Regions from separate parts of the Homo sapiens genome. Here region 2 is linked to region 1. A link is an interaction called in ENCODE POLR2A ChIA-PET data of the cell type or tissue named here. Cell type or tissue: K562. All regions are shown on one strand.

Region 1 (2,500 bases):
CATTACATTCACACTAGTATGTAACATATCTGTGCAGCAGATAACCACAATAGGCATTCAGATTGAGAATAAATCTATGTGAATTCATATCAAGAAAAAAGGTACACTACTATGTAAGTTTAAGGAAAGAAAATATTAGTGAGCTTTACTGAGATTTTCAACAACATTTATAGGGGTAAAGAAGGAGATCTCTGTCTCTCTGCCTTTATATGCATCCATATACACAGAATATCTTTGGAAGATGACTCAAAAAACTAGTAAGAGTTGTTGCTTTAAAGACAGAACAAATGTGGGTAAGAGAAAACTTAGAATTCACTGTATACTTTTTGGTACTGTATAAACCTAATAAAAATATGTGTATTAGCTATTCAAAAATAAGTTCTTAATAGAAAACAAATAAAAGAAAATAAAGCTTACCGAGCTGGACAAGTGGCTTTGTAGAGCTGACAAGACCTGCTTTCCTGCTCACTGACTTTTTTTAACTGGAAACCTTTTCTTCTTGGCCCATACTGACACTCCATTACCACAGCTCTACTCCCTGTGGGCCAAAACCAACTATTGATATTAATTCAAGTGTCCATCTATTCTAGACACTAGATTAAAAGTAACTTGGTGGTGGCAATGTCAAAATCTTTCAAATATACAGCTTTAAGGAAAGAAAACATTAGTAAGTCTTACTTACATATACAAACATATAAATTTAAAAGTTTATTTTAAAATTTACCAAAGGTACCATAATTATGGTAAGAAAATTAGTGAATATCACATTTACTGAGTGTCTACTGGCATATAATTTTTTTTTTTTTGAGACGGAGTCTCACTCTGTCACCCAGGCTGGAGCACAGTGGCGCAATCTTGGCTCACTGCAACCTCCACCTCCTGGGTTCAAGCAGTTCTCCTGCCTCAGCCTCCCAAGTAGCTGGGACTATAGGCGTGTGCCACCACGCCAGGCTAATTTTTGTATTTTTAGTAGACAGAGTTTTGTCTTGTTGTCCAGGCTGGTTTTGAACTCCTAAACTCAAGTGAACCGCCTGCCTTGGCCTCCCAAAGGGCTGTGATTTAGAGGCATGAGCCACTGCATCCCACCTGACATATGGTTTTTATACCATTTTATAAATAGTGAGCAAATGTTACATTTGGTTAATAAATATTGGTATCATTTAAATTTTTATTTCCTTTTATAATTATTTTCTTGTTTTTATTTGGGCTGTTAATACAGCAGCCAGCCCTAAGATGGCCCCCAGTAATCCATGCCTTCTAGCATTCATGTCCTTGAGTAATCCCCTCCCCTTGAATATGGGCTAGACTTACTAACTTACGTTTAATAAATATGGCCAAAGTGGTAGGAAGTAATTTTTGATATTAGGCTGCAAAAAGACTGTAACTATCATTTGGGTACTCTCTCTTACTCTTGCTTGAATTGCTCTCTCTGGAGGTAATCATCTGCCAAGTGGTAAGGGAGCTCTGTGGAAAGGCCCACGTGGCAAGGAATAAGGCCTGCTGACAGCCACAAGAGTGAATCTGAAAGTAGACCCTCCCTCAGTCAAGTCATGAGACAACTGCAGCAGAACCACTTTGCTGAGTCACTCTTGGATTCCTGACTCACAGAAACTGTGAGATAATTAACGTTTGTCGTTTTCAGCCACTACGTTTGGGATAATTTGTTACACAGCAATAGATAATACAAATAAGTAGATGTGAAAATTATATAACTTAAGATTTTAAGTTGAATATCTTACACTACTGTAGGATACAACAAACTTTTAAAATATAAAATAAAAACACCAATTACTAATACAAATGTTAATAAAGCTGACATTAAAATATAAAAACTTCTGTTTAAAAGACACCATAAGTAAATATAAAAGTAATAGTGTGAGAAATAGCATTTTATAAGATATATAACATAGTAATTGCCCATGTAGAATTACTATGTAGACTACAAACAATCATAAATAATTAATAAACAACCACTCAGAAAAATGTGCAAAGGCTATGAATAGCCAAGTCAGAAAGAAAAAAAAGGTAGTAAATGAACAAAGAAAAAGATGTTCAACTTTAAGTAAACAGGGAAATGCAAATTAAAACAATAGTAAAATACTATTTCATACTCCTTGGAATGGCAAAAATAAAAACATTCCATAATACTCTATAAAAACTGAATCCACTGATCAATCTGAACACCACAAACAGAGAGACACATACAGATGGCAATAAGTACACAGCACACCGAGGAGGTATTCTTGCAAAAATCAAATCTGCATTTAATCAAGGCTCTAGACCTGTTTACAGAAAATACAAGAGATAAAGAACAAAAACTACATCACACAGATGGAATAAGCAAAACCCAGAATATGGCAAATATTACAGAACAAACTACCTAGAAGAGGAGAGAAATCTTCAAATGAAAAGAAGTTTAAGAGATTTATTAACTAAATGCAGTCTGTGGACCCTGTTTGGATTTGAATTTCAACAACCTTTGAGGAGAGGAAAAAAAACC
Region 2 (2,500 bases), 290 kb after region 1:
TTGTTTTATTCACGAAATGGTTTTCTATGCATCAAGGACTAGATGAATAATAGGGAGAAAAACAGCTAAACACAACAAACACTGAGCAATTCATATTTATTAGGCATTGAGCAAACTGCTTCCATGCATTACCTAATTTAAACCAACAATCTGAGGCAGAAATTACTCAATTCGTTAATTCAATAAATATTTATTAAGCACCTATTATGACTCCAGATTCTTCTAGGTGCTAGTAGTGAGCACACAAGTAAAAATACAGAGATTTTAGGAGTTTATATTCTACTATCATTAATCCTACCCTCCAGATTAAGAAAGTGAGGATGGAAAACTTAAGTAACTTGTCACTTAGTTTGTAAGAGACAGAGCCAAGGCTTGAGTGCAAATCTCTTTAGAATCTGAGCAAGATCTAAACCACTACACGTTAGAAGGCCTCTCACAGAATTCATAGCCTAGCGAGAAATACAAAAAATTAAGTATATATAACACAGTATGATAAATACTGTAAGAGTGGTATGTCCATACTATTAGAGGAAAACTCACAGGGCACCTCCTGCATTTTACTATAAGCAGCAAGAAGAAATCCAGTGGCAGCTTTCACACTTTGCTTAGAAATCTCTTTGGGGCTGGGCACGGTGGCTCACGCCTGTAATCCCAGCACTTTGGGAGGCCGAGGCGGGCGGATCACGAGGTCAGGAGATCGAGACCATCCTGGCCAACATCGTGAAACTCCATCTCTACTAAAAATACAAAAATTAGCCGGGAATGGTGGTGCGTGCCTGTAATCCCAGCTACTCGGGAGGCTGAGGCAGGAGAATCACTTAAACCCCGGAGGCGGAGGTTGTAGTGAGCCGAGATTGCGCCACTGTACTCCAGCCTGGTGACAGAGCGAGACTGTCTCAAAAGAAAGGAAAAAAAAAAAAAAAGAAAAGAAACCTCTTTGGTTTAGTAACACTCAGTTCATCAGCCAAGCTTCCTATTTTCCATGCTATTAGTGGTAAGGGTGCTTCTAAGCTTTCTGCCTCTACATAATAAGAATTCTCCTTCCTCCGTTTTTCAACAATATGCTTCTCATCACCTTTTAAGTTCTTAACCCCAGCTTCCTCAAAGTCCAGATTTATGCCAATAGTCTGTTCAAGGGAATTTCTGTATCATGACGGACAAAATTCTTTCAACCTCCTAAGGCTTCTTCCACATTTCTATGTATTTGCTGTGGCAGCACCCCTCTTGCAGGCATCGAAATTTTTATCAGTTAACTACTGTTTCAGAAAAAATTACCCCAAAACTTAGTGGCTTAAAACAATGAACATCTGACCAGGCGCGGTGGCCCACATCTGTAATCCCAGCACTTTGGGAGGCTGAGGCAGGCAGATCACGAGGTCAGGAGTTCAAGACCAGCCTGACCAACATGGTGAAACCCCGTCTCTACTAAAAACACAAAAATTAGCCAGGTGTGGTGGCGCATGCCTGTAATCCCAGCTACTCAGGAAGCTGAGGCAGGAGAATCGCTTGAACCTGTGAGGCAAAGGTTGTGGTGAGCTGAGATAGCGCCACTGCAATCCAGCCTGGGCAACAAGAGCGAAACTCCATCTCAAAAGAAAAAAAAAAAAAAAACAAGGAATATTTATTATCTCATAGATTCTCAGTGTCAGAAATCCAGGTATGATTCAGCTGGATGCCTCTGGCTCAGGGTCTACCACAGAGATACAACCAAGGTATCAGCTGGGGCTGCAGTTATCAAGGCTAAAATGGATTTTCTTCCAAGTTCATTCATATGGCTACTGGCAAACCTCAGTCCCGTGCTGACTGTTGTTGGCCACAGACACTAGTTCCTTGCTACATGGGCCTCTCTACAAGACTATATAAACGTAGCAAGTTGCTTCCCCAACAGAACAAGCAAGTAAGAAGGGAAGAGTAATACATAAGTGACAATCTTTCAGTAACCTAATCTCAGAAGTGACATCCCATCACTTTTGCTATATTCTTTTTTTTTTTTTTTTTTTTTGAGACTGTGTCTCGCTCTGTCCCCCAGGCTGGAATGCAATGGTGCGATCTCAGCTCACTGCAACCTCTGCCTCCCAGGTTCAAGCAATTCTCCTGCCTCCGCCTCCCGAGTAGCTGGGATTACGGGCACATGCCACCACACCCGGCTAATTCTTCTATTTTTAGTAGAGACAGGATTTCACCATGTGGGCCAGGCTGGTCTCAAACTCCTGACCTCAAGTGATCTGCCCACCTCGGCCTCCCAGAATTCTAGGATTACAGGGGTGAGCTGCCACACCCAGCCTGCTGTATTCTTTTGTTAGAATTGAGTCACTAGGTTCTGCTCACACATTAAAAAGGAGGGTATTACACAGGGCATGAACACCAGAAGGTGGGAACAACTGGGAGCCATCTCAGAGGTTGTCTCCCACTAGAGGTATGACCAAGGTGCTAAACACCACAAATGAGGGGTACTAAAGAGGAGAGGAAATACCTAGAAGAGCAAGCAGAGGTTTTCTGA

What was found. Peaks named below come from ENCODE experiments on the same cell type or tissue, not always from the same donor. Only the 100,000 strongest peaks of a DNase experiment are listed, where the experiment ranks them.
Region 2: POLR2A ChIA-PET joins it to region 1 with 5 read pairs; 2 of 35 experiments call an interaction of 5 or more read pairs at or near these places.

What each region holds. Positions count from the first base shown.
Region 1 is chr2:202,965,016-202,967,515 of GRCh38, reverse strand. It overlaps CARF (calcium responsive transcription factor), which reads right to left. Exons shown (of 17, transcript NM_024744.17): 10 at 418-538. Among named protein-coding and RNA genes, the nearest start is that of NBEAL1, 49 kb to the left of the region's middle. RefSeq lists an enhancer at 1,403-1,452. In K562, no CTCF peak of the experiment used is centred here; a DNase peak (open chromatin) is centred at 1,535.
Region 2 is chr2:202,675,487-202,677,986 of GRCh38, reverse strand. The region is part of intron 1 of FAM117B (family with sequence similarity 117 member B); the gene reads right to left. Among named protein-coding and RNA genes, the nearest start is that of FAM117B, 42 kb to the right of the region's middle. In K562, no CTCF peak of the experiment used is centred here; no DNase peak of the experiment used is centred here.